Regions from separate parts of the Homo sapiens genome. Here all the other regions are linked to region 1. The links are chromatin contacts, found by Hi-C or POLR2A ChIA-PET in ENCODE. All regions are on one chromosome and are shown on one strand. Each heading gives the region's core, a stretch centred on a gene start or an enhancer-like site at or near the end of the contact. The rest is flanking DNA. Distances are from core to core; before and after follow the strand shown. Region 1 holds the start of NF1 (neurofibromin 1). Region 2 overlaps RAB11FIP4 (RAB11 family interacting protein 4). Region 3 holds the start of CRLF3 (cytokine receptor like factor 3).

Region 1 (4,677 bases), core at 1,212-3,711:
CGCCCAGGCTAGAGTGCAGTGGTGTGATCTCAGCTCACTGCAACCTCCACCTCCCGGATTCAAGCAATTCTCCTGCCTCAGCCTCCCGAGTAGCTGGGATTACAGGCGCCCGCCACCATGCCCAGCTAATTTTTGTATTTTTAGTAGAGACGAGGTTTCTCCATGTTGGTCAGGCTGGTCTCAAACTCCTGACCTCAGGTGATCCACCTGCCTTGGCATCCCAAAGTGCTGGGATTACAGGCGTGAGCCACCGCGCCCAGCCCAAAATCATTCCTCTCTTAAGTATCTTTTTCCAATATGGCAAATAAGCCTAGAGATGAACAGGTAAGAAGTAAAAAAATAAAATTAAGAAAAAACTGAAAAAAATTTTTAATTTTTAAAATTTAAGGAGAATTGCGGCGTGGATCCTTCAATTTCCTACATCCAGATTCTGCTGTCCACAAGGTTCAGCTTTGGAAGTCTTCTATGTGCCTTTTAAATCCTTTCTTAAAATTACAGAGTCTTTTCTACCAAGTTTTAAATCTAACGCTCTATCAATAATGTAATCTTTTATATGCAGTAACATTATACTTCAGATGGATTAGTAGTTTAGTTTAGATGCCTTTGGGTCTGGAAGCATACGAATGGATAAAACAATTCCTTCAAGTCTCTGACAGCTTCATAACTCTATTTTATCTACATAGCTTCTTCTCAACTTCCTCTGTCTATTCCAAGATATTTTCCAGGTAGGTCTGAAACGCTGAGTCCCGTAAAGAAATGTTTATGCATCAAATAACAGAAGAGCTCTTCCCCCACCCCTTCAGCTCCCATAATGTTTTACCATTATATCCAGTAAACAAAATAGGTTGACTCAATCTTAAACAATTCCCCCATCACAGGAAGCCCACTGCACCCACAGCTGCAGAAAGCATCCCTTAAACCATCCCCAACTACCTACAGCAACACAAAGTTAAACCAATTTCCACTGACAAAAGGCTATGTGTGCATTTATTCTAATCAGCCCCAGGATTTATTGTGTGAAACTCAGGCGATAAAAAGTCACCTCCTCAAGCTACAAAACTTTTTTTTCATCCCAAATATTCTCAATGAAAGTTCTCTTGTCAACCAGGAGAGAGTCAAAAACAACCACAAACACTAGCAGAATGATCCGCTCCAGGACCACATCCCAGCTGGCTTTGCTCTGTTGTCGGTGGCTCTGAAGCAGTTTCTCACTTTCCTTTCACCCTTCTCCCCTTTACTCCCCAACATTCTCACTCGAGAATGCATCACATCCTCAGACCGCTGGCAAAAAAAAAAGGGGGGGGGGAAGAGACTGCAATTATCAAGGAAGGGGAAGATATTTCAGAACCACGGTTTCCACTGCAAACGGCAATAAAAAAAAAAGGCAGTCTGTGTCATCAGGATATGGGGGACGACGTTGTAGGGCATCACAAAGATGTGCAGTGAGTGTGCACTTGAAGCTCTCGGGGCAGGATGAGACGATGGAGCAGAAAGTAAGAAAACCTGTGCCTTCCTTGCTTTCTTCTGCTCTTCCCCCTCCAGGAGAGGAAGCTGAAGAAACTGGGGGAGGGGCGGAATGTTATCGTTCTCCTATTGAGGGTATATAAGACAGGCCTTAGGGTTCGCTCGTCCCCAGTTAGGAGGGTCACGGAGGGAAGAGGAAGAGAGAACCCCTAAACGTTACCCACCTCTGCTCAAAAACAAAAGTAAGGGGGTAATTATTAAATCCAGATGGCGCGCCCCTAAAGGCGCCCCCAGGTCACTCATCCCCATTTCCAAGCGGAAGGGCTGGGATAAAGGGGATGGAGGGTCGGAGGCTGGTCAGGGACAAGGCCCCACCCCCCGACTTAGGAGGGAAAGGGTGCCCAAGCTCCCAGCTGTCCCCTCCTACCCCTCACCTCCCGCCTTGGCCACCCCCACTTATCCCCCCTTCCCTTCTCTTCCCTTCCCTTCCTTTCCTCCAGAGCCTGAGGCAGCCGCGGGGGAGGCGGCCGCTCCTACCTCCCCTCACCTACTCTGTCCCCACCCCCACTCCGCTCCCACCTCCCGCCCGCCACGGGCCGGTTACCTGCTCGTCGAAGCGGCTGACCACGGCCTGGACCCATTCCACCGGCCTGTGCGCGGCCATGTCCTCCCCGCGGCCGGGGGGCGGCGGAGGGAAGGGTGGGCCGGCGCCCTGGGCCGGGAAGAGGGCGGGGAGCGGAGGCTGAGGTGAGGGAAGAGGCAAGGAGAGGGTCTGTGGAGTGCAGGCTCCCAGTGTTCCCACGGGGGTGGGGATGGGGGGTCAGCGCCGAGCGGGAGGGGGAGAGGGAAAGGGGGCGTTGGCAAGGAGGCTGGGGGGAGGGGGATAGGGGAAGGGGACCCGGGGAGGGGAGGGGGCCTCTTGGTCGCTCTCCCCACTAGCGCCGTCTCCCCACAGCCATCACAGTCCGAGACGCCGCCATGACACCCCACCGGAAGTGGGATCCTTTCCACGGCCCGGGGAGAGGGAGCGCGAGCGAGCTAGAGATTGAGAGCGCGGCTGGGAAAGGGGAGGGGGAAGCGAGAGGGAAGGCGGCCTGCCGCGCATGCGCCCGCGCCGGCCGGTTTCATTAATGAAAAAGCGAGTCCTCCTGGAGGTGACGTCATCTAACTCCTCTGGGCCGTCTGGCGAGCGTCCCTCACCGCCGTGGGGCTCACCTAGACTGGCGCTGGGCTCAGCTGGCGAGTGCCAGAGCTGACCCGGGAGCATCCACTCCCATCCCCACCGCCCCCTACAGCTGTCCCCTCCCCCGCCGGCCTCCGGGTTTGGATTGCTCCCGGAGTTGGAAGTTAGGGCGCCCTGGGGCTAGCCTTTCTCCCAGCGCGCGGATCTCTGCCGCTAATCTCCTGGGGAGGCTGTGCTCTCAGCTTAAGCTCTCAGAAAAAATAAGGTACACGACCTCCGATTTTCAGGTTCTTCGTAGCTTGGTAGACTGCTGAGAAACAAAAAAGGAAGGCCAAAGAGAGATTCCGTGATTTTTTTTTTTTAGAGGTCGCTTAAATCCCAATGCTAGACCCGGTGGCAATCAAGGTCTAGCCACCAGGTCTAGCATTGGGATTTAAGCCCAGCTTTCCTCTGCAAAACTCATAGCCATCCAAGTTAATATAACTATTGCACAGTTGATGAGAGATTCAAGTTTCACCACCCTCAAAACACCTTTAAGGCCTTGCATTCATTATTAATTCAATATATTCATCGTCTTATTTAAATCCTTGAACAAACCTTTTCAATACATATCATTAACTTCATGAACTGATGAATACGTCACGTCCCCACCCCCGTGGGAACGCTGGGAGCCTGCACTCCTCCCTCAGACCTTTGATTTGCCCAAGGTCTGAGTTGACAGGTGGCAAAGTCAGGATGTAAACCAACGTGGTTTAACTCCTAGAACAATAGAGGTAGACTATGGGTCTCCTAAAACAAAGTCCTTCCCTATACCTCCAATACCAGAGTTGAAAGGATTTCATGTGTAATTGGGTTGTGCCAGTTTTCCAGGAAGAGGATTACATCCAAAACAACGGATAATCTATGTCTGACATTGGACTTTGGAATGACTAATTTTTTTTTTTTTTTTTTAAGACAGAGTCTCACCCTGTCACCCAGGCTGGAGTGCAGAGGCGCGATCTCGGCTCACTGCAACCTCCGCCTCCCGGTTGAAGTGATTCTTCTGCCTCAGCCTCCCGAGTAGCTGGGACTACAGGCATGCGCCACCACAGCCGGCTAATTTTTGTATTTTTAGTAGAGACGGTGTTTCACCATATTGGCCAGGCTGGTCTTGAACTCCTGACCTCATGATCCGCCCACCTCAGCCTCCCAAAGTACTGGGATTACAGGTGTGAGCCACCGCACCTGGCCTGGAATGAGTAATTTTAAAATTTGTCTTCCTCGATACATTTTACCTAGGCAAATGTTTTTGTTTTTCAGAGACAAGGTCTGACTCTGTGCAGTGGAGTGCAGTGGCTCAATCATAGCTCACTCCAGCCTCAGACTCCTGGGCCGAAGTGATCCTCCCACCTCAAGCTCCTGAATAGCTGGGACTACAGGTGAGTGTCACCCTGCTTTGGCTAATTTTTTTTTTTTTTTTTTTTTTGGTAGAGACACAGTCTTGCTATGTTGCCCAGGCTGGTCTGGAACTCCTGGCCTCAAGTGATCCCCCTGCCTTGGCCTCCCAAAGTGCTGGGATGACAGGGGTGAGCTACCACACAGGCCCCTAGGCCAATGTTAAAATGAATTTACACATTCCAAGCACGCGCTAATCAGCCAGTTAAGCCACACAGACACTGGGTGATAAGGGAGAACAAAACTAGAATTTTAATTTTCCTACAGAAAAGCCACAAAGCCAGTAGCCCACATACAGAGAGATATATCCTTGAGAAAAGTTTCCAATCTCTAGGTTGGTGGTTGTCCAAAATACATATTAAATTAATGTTTTATTCCACTAGAACAGACAGACAGTTTGGACATGTCTTTTGTCCCTTCTTCTTTAAGGATGCAATGCAGATACTAATTTCTTTTAGATGATGTCAGAATGATGACTATGCTGGAAAGAAATGGATGAATATTAAATGAATGTCTATCTATGTTTCTCCCAAGTAGGACCCCTGAAAAAGCACTCACTCATACCCCCAAGATAGTATTCCAGTGCCCCCTACTGC
Region 2 (4,677 bases), core at 1,237-3,736, 400 kb before region 1:
TGTACTGCTCCAGCCAGACCCTGTGCAGCCTTGTCATGTGCACCCCTGTAGGTGCCGACTGGGTGCCCACCCCACCACTCTTCCTCCTCTCTCTCCGTCCTGCCTCACCCCACTGCAGCCCAGCCATCCTGAAGGACGGGGCCCCTGACACATCCTGCTCACACAGGCCCCTGTGCCTTTGCCACTGCCCCCTGCCCAGAACTCCTCCGTCTGTCTCAGGAGCAGTGCCACTGGCTGGCACTCCCCGAGATCCTTAACACCTAAACAAGCACAAAGCAGTTTTTTTTTTGTTTTGTTTTTGAGATGGAGTATCGCTCTGTCGCCCAGGCTGGAGTGCAGTGGCATGATCTCGGCTCACTGCAGGCTCTGCCTTCCGGGTTCCAGCGATTCTCCTGCCTCAGCCTCCTAGGTAGCTGGGATTACAGGCGCCTGCCACCACGCCGGGCTGATTTTTGTATTTTCAGTAGAGATGGGGTTTCACCATGTTGGTCAGGCTGGTCTCGAACTCTTGACCTCAGGTGATCCGCCCGCGTTGGCCTCCCAAAGTGCTGGGATTACAGGCATGAACCATCGTGCCTGTCCACAAAGGGGTCTTAAACATTTGAGAACAAGGAAAGCACGCATCTGCTAAGCACCTATTGTGTGCCAGGTATTTCTGTGCATCAGCCACTATTTAGATGAGAATACACAGGTTCAAGGAGGTTAAGTAATTCGTGAAAGGTCGCAGGGCTGGGATTTGAACCAGGTCTGATTTTAACGCAGCAAGGAGGGTACAGAGAATACCAAATGCTCTCAGCGATGCGACATCCAGCACCCCATGGACAACACTGTGCACTGGAGTGGACTCAGGCTGACCCTGCAGCCACAGGAATGGCAGTTAGCAACGCTGATGGTACCAGAACTTGGACTTGAGCTGAAGCTTGCAGGGACCACAGCACACTGGGCTTCTGAGGTCTGTGCCATCCAGGCCATCAGGCAGAGCCCTCCTCCCCTTTCCCACCCCAGGGAGCTTCAAAGAGGCTACATGTGGGAAGACTTTACAGAAAGGGAGAGGAGAGATTTGAAAGAAAATTGCTAAAAGGAAACACATGTGAAAATGAAAACTCAGGCAAAGGGGGAGAAGGACGAGGGAAGAAGAGTAATGTCCAAGGATTATAAACTGAGTCAAGAAGCCCTTGGAACACCAGTTTCCCTCTGCTCCCTTGGGAAGGCCAGTGACCCACTCCCAGCCCTCATTTTCCCTCTTAACCCAGATGGAACGGGGCAGACCTTAGATGATACCCAGCAAGAGAAACAGGGAATGTTGCCTTGCACACAGCCATGACAACTGTGGAGCCACGATTCATATGTGGTGGGAGGAAAATCCCGAGGCTCAGAGAGGTCGCTCTACTTTGCCAAGGCCACACAGCTGGCGAGCCATAAAGCTGGAATCTAAGCCCAATCCAAGGTTGTCCCCTTGAACCACATCAGGGTCCCCTCATATAATCTGCCACCACTACAAGGTGGCTCCACCTGCATCCTTGGAGGAACTGGACAAATTATATAAGTTCCCCAGAGGTTACCTAGTTTCTATTTCATTAAATCTGAGACACCTCTGATTTTACAATGCACCGTTATTTCAAGTATGCCAAGAAAAAGGCGCTGTCAAATTATAATAATCCGCAAATGTGCGACACATTCCAATTTAAGATGTTAAATGGAAAAAAAGGAAAGGAAAAAAAGAATGTGCCTTAGAATCCCAGAAAATACCATGTAAGTGTGAGTAGGGAACAGGGATTCAGTCACAGTTCCGCAGACTGTGTGTGTGCAGTGAAGGGCAGTCAACAACTCCACACAAGCACATGAGCACACACCTGCTGCTATAAAATCCTTCTTTGCTAATAACTGATGCAATCGTGCAGATAATCATACAAAAATGTGTTGGCCAGACCTGCCTTGTCAACAAGAACCCTCATTTCACCAGGAGACCATCAATTCAAGGTTGCCTAACATCAGTCAGACGAGTCAAGCATGGTGGCTCATGCCTGTAATTCCAGCACTTTGGGAGGCCAAGGTGGAAGGATTGCTTGCGCCTAGAAGTTTGAGACCAGCATGGGTGACATAGTGAGACCTCATCTCTACCAAATGAATAAATAGCCGGGAGTGGTGGTGCACCCAGCTACTCAGGCAGCTGAGGTGGGAGGATCACTTGAGCCCAGGAGGTCGAGGCTACAGTGAGCCAAGATTGTATCGCTGCACTCTAGCCTGGGCAGAAATGCGAAACCCTGTCTCAAAAAAAAAAAAAAAAAAAAAAAAAATCAGTCAAGTGGAGGCTGTCCTGCCCACCTAACCAGCCAGGCTAGGCCAGGCTAGCCAGCTTCGCCTGAGTGGAGCTATAGACCTCTGGGCAGCCAAGCTGGATGACTCTGTGGTTAACTACCAAGGGCAGTCACCCAGTGTGGCTGGGCGGTGGCACAGCCTGCACCTTTTTGTCTGGCTTTTCTCCAAATCTCCTGGGGCTTGTGGCCAGCCAGAGCCTCAGCATTTTAATAAGGCAGATGCTGGGGGCTGGCAGTGGCAGATGGGCAGCACTGCTCCAAGCCAGCTTTTCCAGCTAGGCACAGGTGGATGGACAGGCAGGCCCTGGCTGGAGGTGAAGGGCAGGTGGGCCGAGGTGTGGAGGGCCATCCTCCCCTTGGCAGGCCAGCCACAGCCTGGCAGTGTGAGCAGCCTCTGGAAGGACAGGCTAGGTACAGTCTCCCTCACTGAACCTGGGGAGAAGTCTGTTACCTCGGAAGCTGCTTGACATCTCATTCACAGACTGCCACACAAATGCTAGTCACTTCACCCCAGACCCAGAATCTGTATCTGCAGAGCCCGAGCAAGGTTTGTTAAAAACACAGAAGCTGGCTGGGTGCAGAGGCTCATGCCTGTAATCCCAGCACTTTGGGGGGCCGCGGTGGGAGGATCACCTGAGGGCAGGAATTCGAGATCAGCCTGGGTAACATAGTAACACCTCATTTCTACTTTTTTTTTAAAAAAATTAAAATTAAAATTGAAAAAAAAGATTTAAAAACCCACAGAAGCTGAGGAAGTAGAGTTTTGCTTCTCTTGCAAAGGCCCTTGAGTAATGGAGTTTTTCCGCTGCCACCTTCCTGTTTGGGCCATGACACTCCCCGGCAAGACATTCTGTTAGGTGCGAAGGTTATTAGTCACAACAATCAAACCAGCTGAAGCCTGCAGGAACTAAGAATAACAGCTCACCCCAAAGCACAGTTTTAAGTGCTTTTCATACATTTACATATTTGAGCCTTACCACGAACCCTGTGAGGGAGGTACTAGCCTCATCCTCTTACCACGAACCCTGTGAGGGAGGTACTAGCCTCATCCTCGTTTTACAGGTGGGGAAGCTGAGGCACAGAGAAATTAAATAACTTGTCTAAGATTCCACCAATAGCAAGGGGCAGAGCCAGGATCTGAACCCAGAGACAGCCTGACTCTGAAGGCATTTTGGTACTAAACTGGCCTGCCTCTCTAACCATCTAACCGTCCACGAGTGTCAACTAAGTAAAGGCCAGAACCTAGACTGGGCATCTTAAATCACCATGGCTCATTTTATTTTCACCATCACCCTGCGAGGCAGGTGCTATTATCAACCCCATTCTACCTGTTGGGCACCCCAACCCTCAGCCACCCCAAAGCAGGGGGGTGGATGAACAGGATGCCCCATCTGAATGCTGCCTGACACGCAAACACACACGTGTGTGCACACACACATATACGATCTGGGGCCCTAAACTGGACAGACTAAACCCAAAGCTGCTGCCCAAATGTGGGAGTGACTCCCTGGGGTCCTTAGGACCCCACAGAACCATGCTGCTGCCTGCCCACAGGCAGAGGGAGTGAAGAGTGAGGCCAGGGAAAGTGAAATCAGAAGGGTGAGGTCGCCTGTCCAAAGTTCCACAACTAGCGAGCAACAGAGCCAGGATCTAGACCTAGAAGTTTTCTGGCGCCCATTTTTTCTCCTTAAGGAAACAGGCATTGGGTGACAAAGCGTGGGATGCAGGTGTCTGTGTCTTAGGTAGGCATTTCTTCCAGGAAAACGAGGGAGCAGGGGGCAGGGACTTGCTGCTATTCTCGCTCCTATTCTAGGAGGGAGACTTGAGTCTGGTGCAGAGGGTAGACACCCCTCAGCTCCCTTACCCCAAGTTCACCGGAGCAGCAGCAGCTATTTGAAATGTGGGTTCCCTTTCCATGGTATCAGGCTTGCACAGCGCAGGGGGGTGGGGGGTGACCACAGATGACTAAAGAGAGAGAGCCCGCCCACTCTCCCACACTCCAGTTCTGTTTAGGCCTTCCTCTTTCTGGTACCTCAAAAGAGAAAGGCTCCCATGAGCAGAGCCACAGATATTAATAACTTCTACAGAGCTTTGTTTTCATCTGAATTAATGTTTACATTGTTGGGAAAGAACCCACTTGTCTGGGAAGATGAAGCAGGTTAGATCAATTAAAAATGTGACCAACAGTTGGAAAACTTCCCATTTCTTAAGGTCAGTCAAGAAGTGGGTTTGGAAGTGCTGGCATGACTAGCACTGGCCTGCTGGGCGGTTCTGGGCTGGAGGTCACTCAGACCCCACAGCTCTGGGCCATCACAGCCACCCCTCTGACCTTCATACGACCCTTGTAGGCTGCACGTCC
Region 3 (4,677 bases), core at 1,432-3,931, 270 kb after region 1:
TACCTACTAGGCAGACTGAGGTGGGAGAATCGTTTGAGCCCAGGAGATCAAGGGTGCAGTGAGCCCTGATTGTGTCACTGCACTCCAGCCTGTGTGACAGGTGACAGGCAAGCCCCTGTCTCAAAAAAAAAAAGCTGGAATGAAAGGTGGAGTCAGAGAGCAAAAAATTGTCAACTATGTGTCCAGTACAGTTAGGAGCGTTCTTTTTTTTTTTTTTTTTTTTTTTTTTTTTGAGACGTAGTCTTGCTGTGTCGCTCAGACTGGAGTGCAGTGGCACTATCTCAGCTCACTGCAACCTCTGCCTCCTGGGTTCAAGCAATTCTCCTGCCTCAGCCTCCTGAGTAGCTGGGATTACAGGTGCGCGCCACCACCAAGCCCGGCTAATTTTTTGTGTTTTTAGTAGAGATGAGGTTTCACCCTGTTAGTCAGGTTGTTCTTGAACTCCTGACCTCGTGATCCACCCACCTAGGCCTCCCAAAGTGCTGGGATTACAAGCATGAGCCACCACACCCAGCCCAGTTAGGAGCTTTCTGAGAAGAGGTTGGAGACAGGAGAGGGAAAAAGCCTTTGCTGACCAGATGACCAACGTATTCTGATCTGAATCCAACTCTCTGGTTATAACTTGATTTTCCAGCTATTGTGATTTTTTTCAACAATTATATTCCTGTTGTAAATAAATAAATTGGCAAGCTGCTTAGTTTGTTTCTTGTGAGTCTTATTAGCAAGAGTCTGTTCCCTGGAATCCTCTGGGTACACTTGAAAAGTCAGTTCTGGACCAATGTGATGCCATGGAGATATCTCTGTAAAACTCTGTCTGATGGCTAGCTGACATCTACTTCTAAACCAGTTTCCTCGAGAACATTTACTCTTTAGGAATTCATGCTCTAAATTTAAAAACAATGCATCTAAAAATGTCAAGTCTAGGGGTAAGCAGTTTTAGAATATTTCCTTCAATTTTCTTATTTGTTTTGTTTTTGGGTATAGTGTAGATATGTTAGATACACACTTCTTGCCTTCCATCAGACTAAGAAAACAAAGTTGAATGAGACCAAGATTCATGTCCTGGTTTTATGGAAGTTTTCCTTGTAATTTTACTTATTTATTTATTTATTTTTATTTTTATAGACATAGGGTCTTGCTATGTTACCCAGGTTGGTCTCTAACTCCTAGGCTCAAGGAATCCTCCCACCTCAGCCTCCTGAATTGCTGGGACCACAGGAGGGCGCCACCACCCGCGGCTAATTTTTTTTTTAAATCTTTTTGTAGAGAGGAGGTCTCCTCATGTTGCAAAGGCTGGTCTCAAACTCCTGGGCTCAAGCAATCCTCCTGCCTTAGCTTCCCAAGATTACTGGTGTGAGCCACCATGCCCTGCCCATAAGGTTTTATTACATACAGTCACACCTATTGTGACAGATACCTTCCGGTCTGGCAAGCCCAAGCCCAGCTTATTCACTACGGTCCTTACAGATAACACTTGCCAACACCCTTCTTGGACTTGTGCCAGAATTGCTGTCCTGCTGGTCATCTCTTGGGCCTCTCTCTTGGATCCCCCATTCGTCCACGAGCTTCTGGGTGGTGACACCTGGGTTTTGTTGTTGTTTTTTGAGACCGAGTCTCGCTTTGTTGCCCAGGTTGGAGTGCAGTGGCACAATCTTGGCTCACTGCAACCTCTGCCTCCCGGTTCAAGCAATTATCCTGCCTCAGCCCTCGAGTAGCTGGGATTACAGGCGCCCACCACCACACCCGGCTAATTTTTGTATTTTTAGTAGAGATGAGGTTTCACCAGGTTGGCCATGGCTGCTCTTGAACTTCTGACCTCAGTGATCCACCCGTCTCGGCCTCCCAAAGTGCTGGGATTACAGGCGTGAGCCACTGCTCCCCGCTGACACCTGGGTCTTAGTAAATTCCCCTAAGGCCTGCTCTGCTCTTAAGGACCAGGGCTTTTGTCATCAGATCTGGGCTCAAATTCTGCGGCTTGGAAAAGTCGATTCGCTATTTTTTAAAATTTTTAATTTAAAAAAAAGTATTTTTTATTTAGAGACAGGGTCTCGCTCTGTCGCCCAGGCTGGAGTGCAGTGGCTCCATTACAGCTCACTGCAGCCTCGGCCCCCGGGCTCAAGCGATCCACTGGGACCACAGGCGTGCTCCACTACGTGTTGCTAGTAGTAGCAGTAGTAGTAGTAGTAATAGTAATAGTAGTAGTATTTTTGGTGAGAGAGGGTTTCGCCGTGTTGCCCAGGCTGGGTCTCGAACTCCAGAGCTCAAGGGATCCGCCCGCCTCGGCCTCCCAAAGTGCTGGGACTGCAGGCGTGAGCCACCGCGCCCGGCCGATTCCCCCCTTTATCCCTCAATTTCCTCATCTGAGCAATGGAGATACAGGTAGGGCTGAAGGTCAGGCAAGAATGCGATGAGCTGTGAGAAGCACTTGGCAAGGTGCGGGTTATCAACCTTGCCAGGCCTCAGCACGTTTCCCAAGGAGGCCCAACCAGCGGCGCTGTGCCGCAGCACGGAAGAGGCGGGGTGAGCCGCGGGGCGGGCGGCGCTGGGACCCGGACGCCACCCGCGCGAGGCGCCGCCGTGCGCCCGTCAATCAAGGTCGTCGTGGGGCATGGGGCGGCGGGGCTGGGCGGTGCTTCCGCCTGCGCGAGGCCGCGCCGGGCCGCTTGGAGGCGCCCGGTGCAGTCGGGAACCCGCGCTAGGTTTCGCCGGCCGCGCGGCCAGATGAGGGGGGCGATGGAGCTGGAGCCTGAGCTGCTGTTGCAGGAGGCCCGCGAGAACGTGGAGGCAGCGCAGAGCTACCGGCGGGAGCTGGGTCACCGGCTTGAGGGGCTGCGTGAGGCGCGGAGGCAGGTCGGAGGGCCACACCCACAGGGGCGCTGTGGGCCCGGGGGTGGCGCGGATGCCGGGCGAAGGCTGGGAGGGCTTTGAGGGGTGGGACTGTCCGAAAACTCTGGAGTAGGGAAGAGGCATTCATTTGAAAGGAGACCTAATGGAGTCTGGGAACGGGGAAGGTGGGAGTTGGGGAGGTCGTAAGGGGAAGTTTTGGGGGTGGAGGGAGGGTGTGAGGAGCGTTCACTAAACTGTGGGGCAGCGATGGGAGTAGCGGTGGCCTCCGAAGTTTGGGAGAGTGAGGGACCAGAGCAGAATCCGAGGGGGTCATGCGGGTAGTGATGAGTCGGGGGAGGAGGAGACTGGTAAAAAACCTGCGGTGGGTAGGCGGGGAGGCATTGATTTTAGAGAGCCTGAGGAAGAGGTGGGACAGTGACCTGGGAGAGCTGAAAGTGGAGACAAAATGGATATTGGAAGGGGAGGACTAAGGGGCGAGAGTGAGGGAGAGGTAGGGATTGAGAAGCAGTAGCATTTGACAATAAATGCGGTTAATGCCTGAATAATATGTCATACGATCTTGAATGCTTTTTAAAAAATCATTTAGAGTAATCCTGTTCTAGAAGGTTTAAAATTTAAGGTGAAGGTGAAGCTATGTTGGAAGAGCAGAAGGAAAATGATTTCCTTTTCCTTGAGAGAGGGAATACAAAGGTATAGAGAAATGGAAAAATAGATTTTAAGAGAGGAGTGCTGAAAGGAAAAGCTAAATATAATTTCAAGTGGTGCAGTTATCTGTTTCACAGGGCAAGAGTTATCAAAGATACAGGAAAGCCATATGGTTTCTCTATACCCTCGAATATATATAGAAAAAGATATAACCCGCTGCCAATTGGCGATAGGACGGATAATCTTCAGAGTACTATTAACGCAACTGCTTAATAAGTGCTTTTTGAGTGAGTGGGATTCCATCTGAATTTCTCTGGGTCATACTTGATATTAATCTAGTTGGTCGTCTTAGCACTTCCTTGCTGCATATAACCTGAAAATGGTAGAAAAGTGCTGTGCTAACAGTGTCTTTGGATATTCTCATCATTAACGACTCAACATGTTTTGGGTTTTATATATATATATAAAACATATACAAACATATATAAGTATGTATATATATAATCTGTTTTTTTTGAGACGGAGTCTGGCTGTGTCGCTCAGGGTGGAGTGCAGTGGCACTATCTCGGCTCACTGCAACAACCTCCGCCTCCCGGGTTCAAGCGATTCTCCTGCCTCAGCCTCCTGAGTAGCTGGGATTACAAGTCTGCGCCACCACACCCGGCTAATTTTTGTATTTTTAGTAGAGAGGAGGTTTCACCAGGTTGGCCAGGATGATCTTGAACTCCTGACCTCGTGATCCACCTGCCTCAGCCTCCCAAAGTGCTGGGATACAGACGTGAGCCACCGCGCCCGGCCGGGTTTTATATATTTAAAAATATTTGTAAAGCCAGTGTAGGCCAGACATCATTTGCATTTTAGTGGCGAAACCGGAAGCAGAATCTAGATATGATTATGCTGATTTGGTGAATACTTTTCAAGGCCTTTCAATGCACTCATCTCTATTTCTCTTTGAAAATATCTGCATTATTCCTTCTGCTATTTTGAAATAGGGACTCTAGATGTAAGACATTGTATGAAAAGAAAGATATTAAAATACCATCTAACATTTCAGTCAGTTAAGATGTATTCTATATGACCATGATTATTGTTTTTGTATTAGCAATTAAGAATCAGAGTTGACACTAAATGAGTGAGTTTAGCACCTGGGAGTAATTAATTTCTCTTGATATTGGATGCATTAAA

What was found. A loop is a pair of places that touch in the nucleus more often than their neighbours do. ChIA-PET counts read pairs that join two places held with the same protein, here RNA polymerase II (POLR2A). Pooled maps may share reads with other maps.
Region 2: a pooled map shows a loop between it and region 1 (7-fold over the local background). The contact joins the enhancer-like site here to the promoter of NF1 in region 1. A Hi-C loop is called at or near these places in 3 of 37 single-sample maps with no recorded cell type and 9 of 50 pooled maps. POLR2A ChIA-PET finds 5 or more read pairs at or near these places in 6 of 52 experiments (Caco-2, HEK293, T-cell and 3 more).
Region 3: a loop to region 1 is called in a map of gastrocnemius medialis, with 2.4 times the contacts of the local background. The contact joins the promoter of CRLF3 here to the promoter of NF1 in region 1. A Hi-C loop is called at or near these places in 1 of 168 maps with a recorded cell type or tissue (gastrocnemius medialis) and 13 of 50 pooled maps. POLR2A ChIA-PET finds 5 or more read pairs at or near these places in 6 of 52 experiments (CD4-positive, alpha-beta T cell, HEK293, Panc1 and 3 more).

The regions. Positions count from the first base shown.
Region 1 is chr17:31,092,761-31,097,437 of GRCh38, reverse strand. NF1 (neurofibromin 1) reads right to left here and starts at 2,461. Exons shown (of 58, transcript NM_001042492.3): 1 at 2,069-2,461. The coding sequence starts at 2,128. MIR4733HG (MIR4733 host gene) reads left to right here and starts at 1,948. Exons shown (of 4, transcript NR_186435.1): 1 at 1,948-2,211; 2 at 3,947-4,065. MIR4733 (microRNA 4733) reads left to right here and starts at 3,013; the gene lies at 3,013-3,088. LOC124903974 (a long non-coding RNA gene) reads right to left here. Exons shown (of 2, transcript XR_007065704.1): 2 at 4,311-4,562. RefSeq lists silencers at 2,057-2,106, 2,147-2,216, cis regulatory regions at 2,072-2,382, 2,609-2,848, an enhancer at 2,451-2,468 and a promoter at 2,456-2,881.
Region 2 is chr17:31,492,987-31,497,663 of GRCh38, reverse strand. The region is part of intron 3 of RAB11FIP4 (RAB11 family interacting protein 4); the gene reads right to left. Among named protein-coding and RNA genes, the nearest start is that of MIR4724, 40 kb to the left of the region's middle. Within about 2 kb of position 2,486, at least 18 of the 41 ENCODE cell types and tissues checked have a DNase peak (open chromatin) inside an H3K27ac peak, as active enhancers do.
Region 3 is chr17:30,822,696-30,827,372 of GRCh38, reverse strand. CRLF3 (cytokine receptor like factor 3) reads left to right here and starts at 2,681. Exons shown (of 8, transcript NM_015986.4): 1 at 2,681-2,850. The coding sequence starts at 2,722. RefSeq lists an enhancer at 2,388-2,682 and a silencer at 2,390-2,769.